2 separate regions of the Homo sapiens genome follow, and region 2 is linked to region 1. Evidence: read pairs that join two places in POLR2A ChIA-PET (ENCODE). Cell type or tissue: PC-9. All regions are shown on one strand. Each heading gives the region's core, and the rest is flanking DNA. Links, peaks and the distances in the headings are about the cores only. Region 1 has its middle 47 kb from the start of LINC01765. Region 2 overlaps LOC101928977 (a long non-coding RNA gene).

What was found. ChIA-PET counts read pairs that join two places held together with the same protein. Peaks named below come from ENCODE experiments on the same cell type or tissue, not always from the same donor. Only the 100,000 strongest peaks of a DNase experiment are listed, where the experiment ranks them.
Region 2: POLR2A ChIA-PET joins it to region 1 with 18 read pairs; 1 of 35 experiments calls an interaction of 5 or more read pairs at or near these places.

Annotation. Positions count from the first base shown.
Region 1 is chr1:115,141,494-115,152,327 of GRCh38, reverse strand. No RefSeq gene overlaps it. Among named protein-coding and RNA genes, the nearest start is that of LINC01765, 47 kb to the right of the region's middle. RefSeq lists an enhancer at 3,540-4,166. In PC-9, for the core only: a CTCF peak has its summit at 9,368; a DNase peak (open chromatin) is centred at 8,627; H3K4me3 peaks cover 428 bases.
Region 2 is chr1:115,946,441-115,957,274 of GRCh38, reverse strand. The region is part of intron 2 of LOC101928977 (a long non-coding RNA gene); the gene reads left to right. Among named protein-coding and RNA genes, the nearest start is that of SLC22A15, 25 kb to the left of the region's middle. In PC-9, for the core only: no CTCF peak of the experiment used is centred there; a DNase peak (open chromatin) is centred at 4,534.

The sequences.
Region 1 (10,834 bases), core at 1,450-9,449:
TAGTTTTTTCCAATTCTGTGAAGAAAGTCATTGGTAGCTTGATGGGGATGGCATTGAATCTGTAAATTACCTTGGGCAGTCTGGCCATTTTCACGATATTGATTCTTCCTACCCATGAGCATGGAATGTTCTTCCATTTGTTTGTCTCCTCTTTTATTTCCTTGAGCAGTGTTTTGTAGTTCTCCTTGAAGAGGTCCTTTGCATCCCTTGTAAGTTGGATTCCTAGGTATTTTATTCTCTTTGAAGCAATTGTGAATGGGAGTTCACTCATGATTTGGCTCTCTGTTTGTCTGTTGTTGGTGTATAAGAATGCTTGTGATTTTTGTACATTGATTTTGTATCCTGAGACTTTGCTGAAGTTGCTTATCAGCTTAAGGAGATTTTGGGCTGAGACAATGGGGTTTTCTAGATATACAATCATGTCGTCTGCAAACAGGGACAATTTGACTTCCTCTTTTCCTAATTGAATATCCTTTATTTCCTTCTCCTGCCTAATTGCCCTGGCCAGAACTTCCAACACTATGTTGAATAGGAGTGGTGAGAGAGGGCATCCCTGTCTTGTGCCAGTTTTCAAAGGGAATGCTTCCAGTTTTTGCCCATTCAGTATGATATTGGCTGTGGGTTTGTCATAGATACCTCTTATTATTTTGAAATATGTCCCATCAATACCTAATTTATTGTGAGTTTTTAGCACGAAGGGTTGTTGAATTTTGTCAAAGGCTTTTTCTGCATCTATTGAGATAATCATGTGGTTTTTGTCTTTGGCTCTGTTTATATGCTGGATTACATTTATTGATTTGCGTATATTGAACCAGCCTTGCATCCCAGGGATGAAGCCCACTTGATCATGGTGGATAAGCTTTTTAATGTGCTGCTGGATTCGTTTTGCCAGTATTTTATTGAGGATTTTTGCATCCATGTTCATCAAGGATATTGGTCTAAAATTCTCTTTTTTTGTTGTGTCTCTTCCTGGCTTTGGTATCAGAATGATGCTGGCCTCATAAAATGAGTTAGGGAGGATCCCCTCTTTTTCTATTGATTGGAATAGTTTCAGAAGGAATGGTACCAGTTCCTCCTTGTACCTCTGGTAGAATTCGGCTGTGAATCCATCTGGTCCTGGACTCTTTTTGGTTGGTAAGCTATTGATTATTGCCACAATTTCAGATCCTGTTATTGGTCTATTCAGAGATTCAACTTCTTCCTGGTTTAGTCTTGGGAGAGTGTATGTGTCGAGGAATTTATCCATTTCTTCTAGATTTTCTAGTTTATTTGCGTAGAGGTGTTTGTAGTATTCTCTGATGGTAGTTTGTATTTCTGTGGGATCGGTGGTGATATCCCCTTTATCATTTTTTATTGCGTCTATTTGATTCTTCTCTCTTTTTTTCCTTATTAGTCTTGCTAGCGGTCTATCAATTTTGTTGATCCTTTCAAAAAACCAGCTCCAGGATTCATTAATTTTTGAAGGGTTTTTTGTGTCTCTATTTCCTTCAGTTCTCCTCTGATTTTAGTTATTTCTTGCCTTCTGCTAGCTTTTGAATGTGTTTGCTCTTGCTTTTCTAGTTCTTTTAATTGTGATGTTAGGGTGTCAATTTTGGATCTTTCCTGCTTTCTCTTGTGGGCATTTAATGCTATAAATTTCCCTCTACACACTGCTTTGAATACGTCCCAGAGATTCTGGTATGTTGTGTCTTTGTTCTCGTTGGTTTCAAAGAACATCTTTATTTCTGCCTTCATTTCATTATGTACCCAGTAGTCATTCAGGGGCAGGTTGTTCAGTTTCCATGTATTTGAGCGGTTTTGAGTGAGATTCTTAATCCTGAGTTCTAGTTTGATTGCACTGTGGTCTGAGAGATAGTTTGTTATAATTTCTGTTCTTTTACATTTGCTGGGAAGCTTTACTTCCCAGTTTGTGGTCAATTTTGGAATAGGTGTGGTGTGGTGCTGAAAAAAATGTATATTCTGTTGATTTGGGGTGGAGAGTTCTGTAGATGTCTATTAGGTCCGCTTGGTGCAGAGCTGAGTTCAATTCCTGGGTATCCTTGTTGACTTTCTGTCTCATTGATCTGTCTAATGTTGACAGTGGGGTGTTAAAGTCTCCCATTATTAATGTGTGGGAATCTAAGTCTCTTTGTAGGTCACTCAGGACTTGCTTTATGAATCTTGGTGCTCCTGTATTGGGTGCATATATATTTAGGATAGTTAGCTCTTCTTGTTGAATTGATCCCTTTACCATTATGTAATGGCCTTCTTTGTCTCTTTTGATCTTTGTTGGTTTAAAGTCTGTTTTATCAGAGACTAGGATTGCAACCCCTGCCTTTTTTTGTTTTCCATTGGCTTGGTAGATCTTCCTCCATCCTTTTATTTTGAGCCTATGTGTGTCTCTGCACATGAGATGGGTCTCCTGAATACAGCACACTGATGGGTCTTGACTCTTTATCCAATTTGCCAGTCTGTGTCTTTTAATTGGAGCATTTAGTCCATTTACATTTAAAGTTAATATTGTTATGTGTGAATTTGATCCTGTCATTATGATATTAGCTGGTTATTTTGCTCGTTAGTTGATGCAGTTTCTTCCTAGTCTCAATGGTCTTTACATTTTGGCATGATTTTGCAGTGGCTGGTACTGGTTGTTCCTTTCCATGTTTAGTGCTTCCTTCAGGAGCTCTTTTAGGGCAGGCCTGGTGGTGACAAAATCTCTCAGCATTTGCTTGTCTGTAAAGGATTTTATTTCTCCTTCACTTATGAAGCTTAGTTTGGCTGGATATGAAATTCTGGGTTGAAAATTCTTTTCTTTAAGAATGTTGAATATTGGCCCCCACTCTCTTCTGGCTTGTAGGGTTTCTGCTGAGAGATCCGCTGTTAGTCTGATGGGCTTCCCTTTGAGGGTAACCCGACCTTTCTCTCTGGCTGCCCTTAATATTTTTTCCTTCATTTCAACTTTGGTGAATCTGACAATTATGTGTCTTGGAGTTGCTCTTCTCGAGGAGTATCTTTGTGGCGTTCTCTGTATTTCCTGAATCTGAACGTTAGCCTGCCTTGCTAGATTGGGGAAGTTCTCCTGGATAATATCCTGCAGAGTGTTTTCCAACTTGGTTCCATTCTCCCCATCACTTTCAGGTATACCAATCAGATGTAGATTTGGTCTTTTCACATAGTCCCATATTTCTTGGAGGCTTTGCTCATTTCTTTTTATTCTTTTTTCTCTAAACTTCCCTTCTCGCTTCATTTCATTCATTTCATCTTCCATCCCTGACACCCTTTCTTCCAGTTGATCGCATCGGCTCCTGAGGCTTCTGCATTCTTCACGTAGTTCTCGAGCCTTGGTTTTCAGCTCCATCAGCTCCTTTAAGCACTTCTCTGTATTGGTTATTCTAGTTATACATTCTTCTAAATTTTTTTCAAAGTTTTCAACTTCTTTGCCTTTGGTTTGAATGTCCTCCCATAGCTCAGAGTAATTTGATCGTCTGAAGCCTCCTTCTCTCAGCTCATCAAAGTCATTCTCCATCCAGCTTTGTTCCGTTGCTGGTGAGGAACTGCGTTCCTTTGGAGGAGGAGAGGCACTCTGCTTTTTAGAGTTTCCAGTTTTTCTGTTCTGTTTTTTCCCCATCTTTGTGGTTTTATCTACTTTTGGTCTTTGATGATGGTGATGTACAGATGGGTTTTTGGTGTGGATGTCCTTTCTGTTTGTTAGTTTTCCTTCTAACAGAGAGGACCCTCAGCTGCAGGTCTGTTGGAATACCCTGCCGTGCGAGGTGTCAGCAGTGTGCCCCTGGTGGGGGGTGCCTCCCAGTTAGGCTGCCCGGGGGTCAGGGGTCAGGGACCCACTTGAGGAGGCAGTCTGCCCGTTCTCAGATCTCCAGCTGCGTGCTGGGAGAACCACTGCTCTCTTCAAAGCTGTCAGACAGGGACATTTAAGTCTGCAGAGGTTACTGCTGTCTTTTTGTTTGTCTGTGCCCTGCCCCCAGAGGTGGAGCCTACAGAGGCAGGCAGGCCTCCTTGAGCTGTGGTGGGCTCCACCCAGTTCGAGCTTCCCAGCTGCTTTGTTTACCTAATCAAGCCTGGGCAATGGTGGGCGCCCCTCCCCCAGCCTCGCTGCCGCCTTGCAGTTTGATCTCAGACTGCTGTGCTAGCAATCAGCGAGACTCCGTGGGCGTAGCACCCTCCGAGCCAGGTGCCGGATATAATCTCGTGGTGCGCCGTTTTTTAAGCCCGTCGGAGAAGCGCAGTATTCGGGTGGGAGTGACCCGATTTTCCAGGTGCCTGTCCATCACCCCTTTCTTTGACTCAGAAAGGGAACTCCCTGACCCCTTGCACTTCCCAAGTGAGGCAATGTCTCACCCTGCTTCGGCTCGTGCACGGTGCACGCACCCACTGACCTGCGCCCACTGTCTGGCACTCCCTAGTGAGATGAACCCTGTACCTCAGATGGAAATGCATAAATCACCCGTCTTCTGCGTCGCTCACGCTGGGAGCTGTAGATTGGAGCTGTTCCTATTCAGCCATCTTCCATAAGTAATTTCTCATCCTCCTTTCCCACCCCCTTACCCTCTGAGTCTCCATTGTTTATCGTTCCACACTCTATGTACAGATATACACATTATTTAGCTCCCACTTATAAGCAAGAACATGTAATATTTGTCTTTCTGTGTATGACTTGTTTCACTTAAGATAATGGCCTCCAGGTCTATCCATGCTGCTGCAAAAGACATAATTTCATTCTTTTTTATGGCTGAGTAGTATTTTACTGCATATATATATATATATATATATATGTATATATATATATATATGTATATATATATACCACATTTTCTTTAATCATCTGCTGACAGAAACTTAGGTTGATTTCACATCTTTGCTATTATGAATAGTGCTGTGATAAACATATGGGTGCAGGTATATTTTCATATAATAATTTCTTCCCTTTGAGTAGATAGACAGAAGTGGGATTACTGGATCCAAAGGTAGCTCTATTTTTAGTGCTTTCAAAAATCTCCATACTATTTCCCATATAGGTTGTACTAATTTACATTCCCATGAACAATGTATAAGAGCTCCCTTTTCTCCACATCCTTGCCATCATCTGTTATTTTTTTGTCTGTTCGATAATAGCCATTCTAACCGGTCTAATATGATATCTCATTGGGGTATTAATTGGCATTTCTCTGATGATTTATGATGTTGAGCATTTTTTCATATGTCTGTTGGCCATTTATATGTCTTCTTTTGAAAAATGTCCACTGATGTTCTTTGATCACTTTTTAACGGGATTATTGGGGGTTCTGTTGTCACTGAGTTGTTTGAGTTCCTTGTCAATTCTGGATATTAGTCTCCTGTCAGATGTATAGAATGCATAGTTTGCAAATATTTTATCCTGCTCCACAGGTTGTCGACTCTGTTGATTATTTCTTTTGCTGTGTAGAAGCTTTTTAGTTTAATTAAGTCTAATTTGTCTATTTTTGTTTTTATTGCCTGTGTTTTTGAGGTTTTAGTCATGAATTCTTTGCCTAGACCAATGTCCAGAAGAGTTTTCCTCAGGTTTTCTTCTTTTACTTTTATGATTTCAGGTTTCACATTTAAGTCTTTTATCCATCTTGAGTTGATTTTTGTACATGGCGAGAGATAGAGATCCAGTTTCATTCTTTTGTATATGGCAAGTCCACCTTCCCAGCACATTAGTTGAAAAGGGTGTCCTTTCTCCAGTGTATGTTCATATCAACTTAGTCAAAGATCAGTTGGCTGTAAATATGCAAATTTATTTCTGGGTATTCTAGTCTTTTCTATTGATTGATTTGTCTATTTTTATACCAGCACCATGCTGTTTTGGTTACTATAGCCTTGTAGTACAATTTGAAGTCAGAAAATGTGATGCCTCCAGCTTTGTTCTTTTTGCTTAAAGATTGCTGTGGCTATTTGAGCTGTTTTTTTTGTTGTTGTTGTTGTTCCATATGAATTTTAGGATTCTTTTTACTAATTCTGTGAAAAATGGCATGGTATTTTGATAGGGAATGCATTGAATCTGTTTATTGCTTTGGGTAGTATGGTCATTTTAACAATATTAATTCTTCTGATCCATAAGCATGGGATGTTTTTCCATTTGTTTATGTCAACATAATTTCAGGGTTTTGTAGTTTTCCTTGTAGAGATCTTTTCACCTCCTTGGTTAAATATATTCTTAGGGTTTCTGTGTATGTGTAGCTTCTGTAATTGCCTTCTTGATTTGGTTCTCAACCAAATCACTGTTGGTGTATAAAAACACCACTGATTTTTATACATTGATTTTGTATACTGAAACTTTACTGAATTCATTTACCAAATGTAAGAGTTTTTTGGTGGAGTACTTAGGTTTTTCTAGATAAAAGATCATATCAATGATGATTTTTTTTTACAATAATGGTGGTTGTTACATCATCCATCTGAATGTCTAACGTCTGTTAATTGTCCATTTTCCCATTGTTGACTTCTTCCTCAACAGCACCCCACTGGCTCCAGCTCCCAGCACCCTTCTCCTCCAGACTCTTTGAAGGTCTCTTATCTACCCATACCCCCGAGAAGTTCTGCAAAAGCTGAGTTTTATAAAACAAAACTTGAAAACCCAATTCATGTCACAAAGGATAAACCTGCTTAAAATAGACTTTGACTTTGTAATTTTATGCGTATGTTAAAATACTCCCTAACTGTAGCAAACATCTCTATTTGATAAACCTCTAACTCAATTTCATTTTCAAATATTTGTAAAATTTCCACTGGAACATACAACAATGACTGGTAGTGATGATGATTAAAATAGAAGCAAGGAAACTGGATAAAAACAGCAGATCACTAAGACCACCCAAGTGGGGAAGCCAAACCACAGAGGACCGGGAAACTCCAGGGACAGAGCCCTCTGGGGAAACCTTCAACTTTCTCTTTCCCAGAGCAAACATGTAGTCACATGGTGGTTTACCTTATCATGAAAGTGGTGCCCAGCCCAGACACTAGAATGACAGAGGCTTTGTTATTATGTATACTGCACCCAAACACCACCACAATTTACCACAACCAACCATCAGTATGTTGGAACTCATCACATATGGTCTTTTAGATTACCCAAACCTGCAATAACTTCACCAAAGTCAATATCCCATTACTGGCAAGAGAATAGCGGGGGCCTTATGGGGTTGAACTTGAAATCTAAAATTCTCATTACCTATATGCAACTTGAGCAGATCTCCTACTAAGAATTTCCTATTTGATCCATCACACCTTCTGTATAGCAGACTGAAACAAACCACTTCAACAATTCCTTGGCTTAGAACATATGTGAAGATAAAGAGAATTGCCTGCAGTACATTTCCCACTGTCACAGCTAACAATAGCATCTTGTCTCCTAAGGCAGCCCCTCCAGTAAAAGCCCAAATCAGACCCCACCCCAACCAGTAATGGGAACTTCGCTGACAAATGTTTCTCATCTGAACCCAATCAGTTTGTAGAGTATTATACAGAGCTATGAATGTATTCCATATGCATTCCATCTCTGAAATTCTGAGGCCTCAGCTCCAAACCAAAATCATATTACTATTATTATTGTTGTTATTTAACATCTGTTCTTTTACACAAGTGCAAAGTACAGCACAATCATTTCATTAGTGCCTTATCATCTGGGGCCCAGTCCCTGTTCACTCCAGAGACTTAATAGAGATGATTTGGAGAAATGCACTGGCATTGCTGTAGCTTTGGTATCATTCCTCCACCCAACGCATGCACCCACCCTTACCATCCAAAGGAAGGGAGTAACAGGAGGTCCACATGAGATTTTGTCAACAGAGCTGATCTTGTGCATAATAACAGCAGTAAAGCAGAGAGAGCCCTATCCTTCCGAACACTGTGGGAATCTGCAGTGCTCACACCTTCAAAGCCCTTGTGAGGAATGATGACAGGAAGACACACCAGAGTGCTCTTGTTCTCCCCCAGGGAGAATGTTTGCAAGTTAGAGAAAATGATGGTCTGTGAGTCTTCCTGTTGGAGAACTTCCCAAGAAGAAGATGATTAACTAGGTAATTTCTGGGAGTGCAGTGGTCCACTTAAGGCATTATCCCAAACCGTTTCTAAAATTCCAGGGAAATAGCACCTTTCCACCTCCACCCCTATTCTAGCACACTCAGGCCACATTCATAGGCCCAAGAGTGTCCTTGAGCATTTCAAATTTGGTAATAACCTCAAGCAAAAGGACACAGGAGATAAATTATCTGCCCATAAAATGGTGTGCAGCATCGTCAGACCTCAGAAGAAAGATCATTCTTTGGAACAAGCCTTCCCCCGCAAACACCTGCTTTCAACATTCACGCTCAGTATTGCTCAGAATCAATAACGGTGGAGTTCTGGAAGCACGCCTGGGGGGTACACTGCTTAAATATTATCAGCTTTCCTGATGCACTAAAAAAAAATTGAACATATAGACTTTTTTCAATTTTTGTTCCACCCTCAGTGCCTGTTACCACTCGCCTGTTAGCCAGAACTAGCATAAGACAAAACAATGAATGAGTAGAAACTATTAATGAAAAAAACTCAGAAACCAATGTGCATTTGTCCTTCAACACCTGGCTTTTTTGTGGCCCCAGGCTGCTTGTGGTTTAATAATGTGTGCACAGAATATAATCATTTGTTTGCTAGGGAAATTGTTCTTTGCTCATTTGAGGAAAATCAATAGGTCATATTTTATGGTATTCTGAAAATCCCTCTTGACTTTCAAGACCTCAGCCCCCTGCCTGGGTAGACTTGGTGGAGGGCACAGGATGTTGAGCTTAGTCTGGTTCCCACCCTTGGGCAAGTTCTTTAAACCCAGTTTCTCCAAGCTTCAGTTTCCAATTCTGTAAAATGGAAATAATATCAGGTCCTCCCTGGGGAACATTTTGAGGACAGAATGTAATCATGTGTGTAATTTGCCTGGTGTAAGCTAAGTGCTCAGCAAATGGTAGTGATCATTATCACAAGGACTAAATGAAAATACGTTTTGAACATGTCCAGCCCAATTCCTCAAGCTTGCAAGGTGATCCAAAAATACCACTCCTTTCCATTCCCTGCAATCACTTTCTGAATTCAGCTTCCCAGATGGCTGTTACTCCACATAAACCGTCCTCAGACTTCCCTGAGCTCTAGGAAGACACCTCTGTTCCCACTTGATACCACTGGGCTCCAGGGCTTCAGTGCCATGTGTAACCTCCTGCCCACAACCACCAGCTGACAGGAAGCTGAGGCTCGGGCAAAAATGAAGCTGGCGAGGGAGGGAGGTGTCCACATATCTACAACCCAAGCAGGTCTTCTGCTCACACATGGCATCCACCTAGGCCCCACGGTCATCCTCTCTCAGCTTTGCCTGCACCAGGCCCAGGAGTTTCAATCCAATGAAAAAAAAAAATTGTAAATGGCTCTCCCTTAAACAAAGAACAAGTCATCTCCATCCAGAAACAGCTAACTCTTGGAAAGACGCGGCCTGGGTGCTGCTCATGAGGTGTTTATCAGTTGGCAAAAGGACTCAGATTAAAAAGGCTCTTCTGGAGAGGAAAAGATGGCTGGCTGGGCAGGAGTGCTGCCCCATAGTGGCTCTAATTTTAGCTTTCTTAAAGTGAATCTAATTGTTTAAACAAGACTAAGCAAGCATGGAATTTGAGAAGGATAAGGAAGAAATTTAAAAAAAAAAAAAAGCAAGAGAATTTTTCCCCTAAAGACCCAAAACAAATCTAAACTGTAAGAATAGCTTTAAGTTAGTCATGAGAAAAAACAAATTCTACAGTGCCGAAAGTATTCAGGGAAAATTAACTTCCTCAGTTCAGTATAATACAGAGGAATTACAAAGGAGCAATGAGCCCAGAGTCCCCACCTTCACTTTGCTTTAGAGAAAAGAAATGCATAGAAAGTTTTCCAGCTCTAACATGTTTCTACTGAGAACACCAGCATCGGCCACTTCATGATTTTTAAAATAAGAAAATCATGGACTCAGTTAGAGCCCCAAGGACCTCACAATAGACCCATATGAAGGGATTTGAGGTGAGACTTTTAATTGATACATTCATTAATTTAGTCATTCAACAAACATTTTGTGGACATCTAGTATGTGCCAGGTACCATGCTAGGCACTGGAGCTACAACCAGGAAGCAGATAGAAATGATGCCTTTCTTCAAGGAGCCTGCAGACTCATGGAGCAGGAAGCTAATAAACCTGCCATATTGGGTGCTTTACAAACACGGAGGATACATGATTTGTTTTGCCCAGAGGAGTCACTGAGCTAAGGGACTGCTTCAGATGAGCGGTGACATTTGCCCTGGACCTTAAAGAGGAAGTAGGAGTTCTTCAGGAAGAGTAGAATCAGGAGATTTTTAAAGTGAGGCATAGAGATGTCCCCAGGCATACTATGTGCTGGGGACCTAATGGGGAAGAAAGACAGTTGTGCCCAGATTGCCAAAGCCTTATCAGCCATTCTCCAGAGCTAGAACATTGTCCTATGGGTATCAGAGAATTTCAGAAAACAGAATGACATCATAAAGAAAGCACTGGATCAAGAGCCAACAATCCATGGGATCTGCCAATCCCTAGCTATGTAGCCTTGGGCAAGGAACTGTCCCTCTTGGGGCCTCAATTTCCAACTCTGTCAAATGAGATAATTGAGCTAAATGACTTTTTTTATTATTCCACAAGAATAAAGTGAAACAATTTGGGGATAGAAGCTTGGTTTAGAAACAGATTGTGAAGCTCTCTGCTTGGGAAGTTTCCCCATGCCCCTGAGCCCTTATCTGGACCATGCACAACCATAAATGTGCGTTTACATGTGTACACACTCATTCACACCCCTCCAAT
Region 2 (10,834 bases), core at 1,321-9,320, 810 kb before region 1:
GGAATCCCACGATGTCTGTCCCATGGCTTCCATTACCCCCTATTTTACACTGAAAAAAAAAAAAAAAAACAAACAACCCTGTGTATTCTCAATCCCAGACCTCTCATCTAAGCTTCAGATCCCTGCCTTCAATCCCAACTGCTTCCTCAGTCTCTCTTTTTGGATATCTCACACATACTATGTTCAAAAGTGACCTCATGATTCCAGCCCATGCACTACATCTGCTCCTCTTCCAAGGTTCCTGTCTCATTAAAAGGCATCATCCTGTTCCCCATAAAAAAAAAAGGTGGGGTGGGGGGGGACTCATTCCTGAAACTTCATCTCTGATATATATGAATCATCAAAGATAATCATTTTTCCTTCTAAATATCTCTTGAATCTGTTCCCGAGATCCAGTAAGAAACTATTGGTCCTGCACACCAGCTGGGTTCTAGAGAAGAAGAGGTATACTTGGCATGTTGATGTAGCAGGGCTGAGACAGCCTCAGATGTTATCCACAGCCAGATTGTTTTAGAAGAAGTAGGACATTTTCTAAGCAGTTAGAGAATAGTTTAGACATGGTGTAGGGATCAGTGGGCCTGAGAAAGTATCAAGATGGGACAAAAAGGGTACAGCAGAAGTCTGGGTAAGCCATAGGCTCCATGGGACCAAGGGTGTGTCAGTGGATTCCAGAGTAGATGCATGAGCAAGGAGACCAGAGTATCCACCCCCACCCACCTTGTACAAGAACCAAACAGACCTCCCTCTTCAAATTAAGCTGTAATACTGAGGAAGGAATGGAGAGACCTCAAATTGACTAAAATCAAATGTTCAGCTTCCAGAAGAATGGGGGCTTGAAGTTGAAATTAGCTTCACTTATATAAAAAATAAAATACTGCTTCTTGAAAAGGAATAAAAATCACACCCAATATATGAACAATACCAAATACCATTGTTAAAGACTTTATATTTAACCTGAATTGTGAATAAGCATAGATGCAAAGATCAAGTAGGTTCTGCAATTAGTAATCTCCACTGCCATCATTCTCTTCTAAGCCACCATCATCTCCTGCCTAGATGCCAGTAATCATCTCCTGAATGTTCTCTCGAGTTCACTCTTCTTTACCTCCAGTCCCCTTCTCCACACCAACATGTAATGATTTTTTTTTTTTTTTTTTTTTTTTTTTGAGATGGAGACTCACTCTGTCGCCCAGTCTGGAGTGCAGTGGCATGGTCTCGGCTCACTGCAACCTCCACATCCCAGGTTCAAGCAATTCTCCTGTTTCAGCCTCCCAAGTAGCTGGGACTACAGGCACATGCCACCACACCTGGCTAATTTTTTGTATTTTTAGTGGAGATGGAGTTTCACCGTGTTAGCCAGGATGGTCTCGATCTCCTGACCGCATGATCCGCCCGCCTCGGCCTCCCAAAGTGCTGGGATTACAGGCATGAGCCACCGCGCCCGGCCTATGATTTTTTTTTTTAACGCGAACTTGATCCTATCACTCCTTTGCTTATAACCTGTTAACACTTTCTCTGTTCCTAGAGTCCAAATGCATTTACCAGCACCTCCAAAACCCTGCACTCCACTGCAGTTACCTCTCTGATTCCCTTTCCTCCATTCTCTCCTTCACTCTCCCCACTCCAGGGGTAGTGCACTGGACTTCTTGAAGCTTCTCTGGTATGCTGAACCTATAGGACCCTTTCTTCCTGGAATACCCCTCTTCCCTCTCCCTCTATACCCACACCAACCTGTTAATCAACCTGGCATCATTTGCTTCCCTGCTTAAGTGCTACTTCTGGCTTGAAGCCTTCTTCCTTTGCTCAGGTCAGGCCAGAACCTGTGACACACTCTCATTGGCTCCCTGTCATTTTACCTCATAGCACTTTACCATACCTGGGCTCCATGAGAGGAGAGATGGGGCGTGCCAATCCTCAACACCCAGAACACATACAGCACCCCAAACAGGGTTGTCTGGCACAAATTGGGCATGCAATAAATGTTGAATGAATAAAAGGAGTCCAGAAAACTAATTCTCACCAAAATGTTAAATGATAGTGGTTTAAAGTACTTCTTAGAGGGTAGAGGATATCCAGATAAACTTTGCAAACTTTAAGGAGTGCATCTCTACTGGCAAAGATTCAATTATTAGCATATTTCTTGCTAGAGGCTTCCTAGTTACTGACATTTCAGTCTGTTCACTAGGAAGGAAGGGAACAGAGATGTACCTTAAATCCCTATGTCATCTGTCCCCTGCCTGCCTCTCTCACTTCATCTTGTCCCACTGCTCTTCCCCTCTCCTGTGCTCTGCCCAGATGGGATTTGTTTCAGTTCCTTGACTGGTAAGTTCTTTCCCTACCGGTCCCTCTGTGTGGGATGCTCTCTCCACCCCCATCTTGCTCTTTACAAGGTGAGCATCTTTACAACACAAATGCCACCGCCCAAGAGAGGCCAGCTCTGTTGTTCCCTGTTGTTGCACTCTCTTTGTGCCTGTCAGAGCATTTAACCACAGTTGGTAATTTCATGAATTTATTTGTAAATAAAGGCAGGGACAACATCTACTTTGTTCACTGTTGTTTGCCCAGAATCTAGCACAGGGCCTAGGACATAGTTGGTAAATACTAACTATATATTGAATAAATGAATATTTACAATAAAGCAGAGCTGATAAATTTATTGACTGTCACACCATACGTATCTTGAAGGGAAACTGGAATGTTTTTGTTAACATTATGGAGGTTTGGCAAGCCAGACATAAAAGTAAATCTAAAGTTGCATCTGAAAGGTTACTTAGCTGAAGGTGGAGGGTGTTGGGAAAGGGAAGGAAAGAGGAAAGAAAGGAATGGGAAGTTTAGAGAATGGGATAAAAGATAAGGAAAAGTAAGGGAGCAAATACAGATTCGAACATTTACTCTGATGTGTTCTCCCAAGAACTTTGTCTTAGAGATTTCTTTCTTCTATGCTTTAAGCCTATATGAATTAATGTGAAGGAAAAAAATATTCAGCCTATAGATTAATTTTGCCAAGTAAGTCACTGGGGTCCTGTATTCATTTCCTATTGCTGCTATATGTAACAAGTCACCACAAATGTTGTGGCTAAAAACAATGGAAATTTACTCTTCCTACAGTTCTAGAAGTCAGAAGTTCAAAATTAGTCTTACAGGGCAAAAATCAAGGGGTCTGCAGGGCTGGTTCCTCCTGGAAGCTCCAGGGGAGAATTCTTCCCGGCCTCTTCCAGCTTCTGGGGCTGCCAGCATTTCTTGGCTTATGTTACTTCACTCCACTCGCTGCTTCTGCAGTCCCATTACCTTCTCTGTGTGTGCCTTCTCCACTTGTGTGGTCAAATCTCTTTCTGCTTCCTTTGATTACACAGTTACATTTAGGGCCCACCTGGATAAGCCATGCTCATCTCCTTCTATCAGGATCCTTAATTTAACACATCTGCAAGGCCCCTTTTGTGGCTGTGTACTCATAGGTTCCAGGGATTAGGATATGTATAGCTTCAAGGCCCATTACTGAGCCTACTGCAGGTCTATTTCAAATGTGAATTTCTATCTCACTGCCTCCTCAAACCAACATGTGCTTTGTTTGTTTGGGGTATTGGCTTTGTTTGTTTGTTTGTTTTTTAGAATTCTAACAACTTCTTTATTTTTTTTTCCTTCAGAGCTCTAGCAATTTTCCATGCTAATCAAACTTCAACTCTAGGTTTAATGCCTCATATTTCTCCTAGACCCAAAACTTGGTTTTTAGAAGGGAGAGAAAGTATACTGTAAGCCAACAAAACAACTTCAACTTTGTTTCCTCTCAGGCACCTGTAAAGAACTACCTGAGACTGGGTAATTTATAAAGAAAACAGGTTTAATTGACTCACAGTTCTGCAGGCTTAACAGGAAATATAACTAGGAGGCCTCAGGAAACGAACAATTGTGGTGGAAGGCAGAGGGGAATGAGGCACATTTTCCCATGGTGGAGCAGGAGAGAGAGAAAGAGCAAATGGGGAGGGGCCACACACTTTTAAATGCCACCAGATCTCATGAGAATTCTATCCTGAGACAGCACTAGGGGTATGGTACTGAACTGTTAAAAACCACCCCCATGATCCAGTCACCTCCCACTAGGCCCCACCTTCAACATGTAGAGATCACAATTCAACATGAGATTTGAGCGGGGACACAGAACAAACCGTATCAGCATCTCTTTCAAAAGGGGGCTCCAGTGAAACTAAAAGTAAATAAGTCTTTACCTGATTAAAGATCTGTTTTAGAGATGTCAGAACATAAAACTTCCAGAGATTTCTATTTGGCAAAGTTCTGAGCAACACCCTTTAATTTGTTTGGGGTCTTATCAGATCTAGTCCTATTTATCTGGAGGCAGTAGAAATTCACTGCAGGGACTGTTGTGTTTTTCTGCTTCCACTCCACAGAACTGGAACTTGAAAATCAATTTGAATGGTGTTTGTTCATTAAGCTGTTATTTAATAACCCTGAAAGCCAGCCAAGGTACATAACCCCAGGTAAAAGTCAAGTTACACTTAAGGAAAGAACTGTAATGACCACTCCCTGAAGATACATAAGCGTCTGGCCTTCATTGAAAGCCTGAGTGCAGAGTCTGGAGCTGCTCTTTGAAGAAGACCTTAGTCTGTGGCCATGCAGGTAGGAAGCTATTTCTGTAATGAGTCCTGGCCTTCTCAGCTCAGTTGTTATGGACATGTATTAGTTACTCTCAGACCAGTGCTGTCCAATAAAAATACAATGTGAACATTATATTTAAGCATGTAATTGAAATTTTTTCTAGTAAAAGCAAAAAAGCAAGTGAAATTAATTTTAGTAATATGGCTTATTTAATTCAATATGTTCAAAATACTGTCATTTCAACATGAATCAATAAAATGAATAACTATTGAGGCTGGGTGCAGTGGCTCACGCCTATAATGCTAGCACTTTGAGGCTGAGGTGGGTGGATCACCTGAGGTCAGGAGTTTGAGACCAGCCTGGCCAGCATGGTGAAACCCCATATCTACTAAAAATACAAAAAATTAGCCGGGCGTGGTGGCAGGTGCCTGTAATCCCAGCTATTCAAGAGCTGAGGCAGGAGAATCACTTGAACCCAGGAGGCGGAGGTTGCAGAGCGCCGAGTTGGTGTCCTTGCACTTGAGCCTGGGCAACAAGAGCAAGACTCCGTCTCAAAAAACAAACAAAAAAGAATAATTATTGAGAGAGTTTATATTATTTTATTTTTTCATATTAAGTCATAATTCTGGTGTGTATTTTATACTTCTAGTACCTCTCGATTTGGACCAGCCATCTTTCATGTGTGCAGTAGCCCCAAGTGGATAGTGGCTACCATATCAGACAGTACAGTTATAGCCTTTATGGTTGATTAATAAAACTAGATTTGGTCATTAGTTATTCTTCTGCCATCATAAACTCTTTTACTCCTTTATGTACTTTCTGGTTTTGTTGTATTTTTTGCTTATTAGGTTTCTTTTTAGCTGTTTTTATTTTCCTCATTGGGAAACAGGAAGTTGAAACAGGAAGTTCCACCCCTTAAGAGAAGAGAACACCCCTTTCTGTTAAGGGGTGGAAGTTGGAGGGTAATCCATGTACTAAAAATGAGATAAAATGATTTTTATTCCCCTAGTTAGCTTCACAGATGCCCTCTGAGCCCTTCAAAAAGATATCCTCCAAGTTCCAGAATGTGGCCTTGGCCTGAAAAACAGCACATGGGAACAGGTGATGAAACTATACTTCAACTGCTCTAGCAAAACCCAAATGCCTCCCAAGATAGGAACAACACCTGTCAACATGAGATCGGGAGAGCTCAATCTCTGTATGAAGAAATAGTCTTGAACTGGGATGGGATTCTGGAAATCTGGCTTTACTAGCTAGTTGGGAGACCTTGGGTAATTTATTTATTTAAATTATTTGAACCTCAGAGCACTCTTTACTAAAATGATGAAGTTAAAATAGATCAGTAGTTTTCTAACATTAAGCTGTGAACTCATTTTTCAAACAAAACTACAGAGAATCCCAATACTTCGAATAGATCCAAGTAGAGCGGCTCTGATACCAGTAATGACAGGAAGTTATATAGGTTGGACCAGCGATCTACTGCCTCTGTCTTCCTTTTGCATCTGAGGCACAGTTTGAAAATGTGGATAGATGCTCTCCACTGTAGCTTTCAGCATTAAGCATTCTTATTCTCTGCCATTCTCCATTGGGCTGTATCAGCCAATACTCCCGATTAGCTCAAGTTGTAGACTAAGAACAAAGTAGATAGGAGATCATTTCCCCAGGTGACTTGCATAGGTTCTAAGCACATTTTCTTTGGAGTCCCACTACCCTACCCCACAGCATATTAAATACATTATTTTCTTTTGTTGTTTTAGAGACTTTTTTTTTTAGGTCTCAAGTATTTGTATAAGTCCTTAAAAAACCCATGGGCTAATGTGCAAAATCCTCAGTTTCCTTTCTGTCACTTTTTTTTGAGACAGGGTCTCACTCTATCACCCAGAATACAGTGCAGTGGCTCCATCATGGCTCATTGCAGCCTCGACTCCTGGGCTCAAGCAATCCTCCTGCCTCATCCTCCCTAGAAGCTGGAACTACCAGCACTTGCCACCATCTCCAGCTAATTTTTAAATTTTTTGTAGAGACGAGGTATCCCTATGTTGCCCAGACTGGTCTCCAACTCCTGGCTTAAGCGATCCTCCTGCCTCAGCCTCCCAAGGTGCTGGGATTACAGGTATGAGCCACTGTTCTCAGCTACTTTTTGCAACTCTTCTTTAAGTAATTCCTATCTTACAGCTAGAATATAAAGATAACTAACCTACGATATCAAAACCATGAGTGAATGAGCAAAGGGATATATGTGTTGTATAAAAATTGCAGTGGAACCAAAGCTTAGTAAACACAAAAATATCTGATCTGAACCTGGATGTTTTAGGATATGTGGCTGTTGACATAATAAATAATATACGACTTTGATACTACTAAGAAAAAATATGTCTAATTGTAGGACAAATAACAATCATTAGAAGATAAACTTTTCTTGTTTTTTTTTTCCCTAATCTGCTGCCTGATAATATTATTATAAATTTAGGCAATATTTCACTTTCTAGCACTAACAGAGAATGAAGTATTCTACTTGAACAAAAACCCAAATAATCCTTTTCCTAAAACCATGTAGATTCTCCATTTAATTAAGCCTTGTGGTAATTTCCTGAGGTTTTCACTGAAGACTGTTTTCTTCAAAGCATTCCTTACCCGAAGATTACAGGTGAGACATGGGAGGCAAATTTTCCTATATCTGATGAGGTGGTAAACTTTGTTTCTTCCCCTCAATCTCAGCCCCGGAGATGCCAAAAAGGGAAAGAGAGTGATGAATTGCCCAAACTATCAAACCAAACAGGCAACAACAACAAAAATCAAGACAGAAAAAAACAAACATAAGCAAAGGTCTTAAGGATTTGGGAAAATAACCAGAAGAATGAAAATAGAGTGTGTAACTTTTTTGTTTGTTTGTTTTGAGATGGAGCCTCATTCTTGTTGCCCAGGCTGGATTGCAACAACGCAATCTCAGCTCACTACAACCTCTGCCTCCCAGGTTCAAGCGACTCTCCTGCCTCAGCCTCCTGAGTAGCTGGGATTACAGACGTGTGCCACCACGCCGGGCTAATTTTTTGTATTTTTAGTAGAGACGGGTTTTCACCATGTTGGCCAGGCTGGTCTTGAACTCCTGACCTCAGGTGATCCACCCACCTCAGCCTCCCACAGTGCTGGGATTACAGGTGTGAGCCCCTATGTCAGGCCAATTTTTGACTCTTAATTATGGTTTCCATCTCTCTGCTGAAATCGCTCAATGCCTCTTGCTCTCCTTCCAAGCAGATCTTTTAGCATGCTACTCATAGTTATTTAAAGTTCCTGCCTGATAGTTTAAACGGCTGAGTCATATCTGAATCAGATCTTTGATTGTTTTATGTCTTCCCCTTGATTTTTCTGTCTTATGATTTTTGAAAGAATGCTAGATGTTGTATGTAGAAGAGCAGTGGAGACTGAGATAAATAACATTTATGTCCAAAAATAGGTATGCTTCTTTTTATCATTAAGGACAGTTAAGTCAATCTGATCAGGTGTTTAGCTGAGTTTGGTACCTTCAGTGCACCACGGGATTTCTGTTCAATAAAGAAAATCTGAACATTGGTAATAAAAAGTGATAAAGTGGGCTGGACATGGTGGCTCATGCCTGTACCCAGTGCTTTGGGAGGCCAAGGTGGGAGGATTGCTTGAGGCCAGGAGTTTGAGACGAGCCTGGGCAATATGGCAAGACTCTATCTCTACCAAAAAACAAAACAAAACAGAAAGGCTCTTGTGGCATCTCCAAAGTCACAAACAGAAAATAAATTAATTAAAATAAAATTAAAAGGTGGTAAATTGGGAGAAGATACTCCCAATATCCCAATATCTAACACTAGCAAGTGCTACATATCTAAGATATATACAAAACAACTTTAAATCAACAAAACGAAGTCAGGAAATTCCATAGAAAAATAACATATAGGCAATAAAATAGACATATTGGCAATTCCTAGATGAGGATATTGGAATAACTAATGATATGAAGACATACTCAATCTTTCAATAGACTTGAGAATAAGATACCACTTTTCACAAATCAGATTTGCAATTTTTTTTTTTTTTTTTTTTGAGATAGAGTCTTGCTCTGTCACCCAGGCTGGAGTACGGTGGTGCAATCTTGGCTCCCTGCAATCTCCACCTCCCGGGCTCAAGCGATTCTTGTGCCTCAGCCTTCTACACCACCACGCCCAGCTAATTTTTGTATTTTTAGTAGAGATGGTGTTTCTCCATGTTGGTGAGGCTGGTCTCAAACTCCTGAAATCAAATCTTCCTCAGCCTTCCAAAGTGCTAGGATTATAGGCATGAGCTACCATGCCCAGCCTAGATTGGCAAAAATTTTATGTCTGATAACACTGAGTGTTGTTAAACATTTGGGGAAACAAGAGCTGCTAGCACACATGTAAATTTGTGAGCAGATAGCCAGCCTATGGTGAGTAAGTAACCCGTTCCTGGGCATAAGCCTTGGGTAAACTCTTGCACAGGACTGAAAGAAACATTGCCCAGCAAATATTAAGCACTGAATGAAATGCTTTTTTTTTTGTTGAGACAGAGTCTCACTCTGTTGCTCAGGCTGGAGTGCAATGGCGCCATCTCAGCTCACTGCAACCTCTGCCTCCCAGGTTCAAGCAATTCTTCTGCCTCAGCCTCCCAAGTAGCTGGGATTACAGGCACCCACCACCATACCCAGCTAATTTTTGTCTTTTTAGTAGAGGCAGGGTTTCACCATGTTGGCCAGGCTAGTCTCAAACTCCTGACCTCAAGTAATCCACCCTCCTCAGCCTCCCAAAGTGCTGGGATTACAGGTGTGAGCTACTGTGCCCAGCCTGTATAAAATGCATATTAAACAAATGCATGAAAATATTAATCACAGCATTGTTTGTAGTGAGTGGACTTGAGGCAACCCAATCGTCTATTACTAGAAGCACAAGAAGATAAAACAGATGTGAGGAATGTATTTGACAATAGCTAACATTGGTGGAAATACTGCAGTTTGCCAGGCAGTCTTCTAAGTGCCTCACGTGTATTAACACAATTATGCTCACACCAATGCTATAAGGTGTTTCTTTTAGACAGAAGAGATTAAGTTAGATTAAGCTGGGGGTCATGCAAACAGTAAGAGTCAGAGTTGAGTTTGAACCCAGGCACTTGGCTTCCACAGGCAAGCTCTGAATCCTCCATGCTGAATGGCTGCCTACCTTCTGTACTGCATGTCCCTGCAAGAAGGTGGTCTGATCTGTTCAGGAGTTGAGCTGAGTTTAGTACCTTCAGTGCACCACAGTGCATCTGTTCAACAAATAAAATCTAAACATTATTAATAAAAATGTTTCTACCTAGCCCTTTCTATTACTTACCTTCTTTTCCTCTTCAAAGGGAAACAGTTTCAATTTTTCCTCCAGTAGCTAGAAGCACACCTGAACTAGGTTCCAAATGTTTCTTCCTCTGTATAGTCAGTATAAGGTTATCCTTCCAGGCCCTTCAAATCTCTGAAGATCTTGTAAGAAGCTGGGACCTCAAGCAGCCTCTCTTTCTCTCCTAGTCTTCCTGAAGTTCATTTCCAAATAACCTGAGATAATCTGGTGCTTTCCTCCTCCAAGTCCCTTTCTCCTGGGGTGCAGGCACATTCCACCCTACCAGGATCTTTCAGACTTGAGTCTGAATGATCTCTTGGTGCCCAACAGGCTTGGGATCATGTGAATGCCAATCATTGCACTGGGCTGTGATGTAGTAATCCTTCAGAGGAGAGCATGGTCTACACTAAAAGACCCCAAACTATTAAACTTTGGATTTGTTTTTTTTTTTTGAGATGGAGTTTCGCTCTTGTTGCCCAGGCTGGAGTGCAATGGCATGATCTCGGCTCACCGCAACCTCCACCTCCCAGGTTCAAGCAATTCTCCTGCCTCAGCCTCCCGAGTAGCTGGGATTACAGGCATGCACCACCACGCCTGGCTAATTTTGTATTTTTAATAGAGACAGGGTTTCTCCATGTTGAGGCTGGTCTCGAACTACTGACCTCAGGTGATCTGCCTGCCTCAGCCTCCCAAAGTGCTGGGATTACAGGCATGAGCCACTGTGCCCAGCCTGTTTTGTCTTATTTTTACAAAATGTTCTACCTTTTCTTTCTTTACGTAATTATTGTCTCTTTTAGTCCTGTCCCCTTTATCACTTGCTAGTCAGTGTGTTTTTCCTTGCAGTGTTCTTGAACTGCCCATCATCTCAG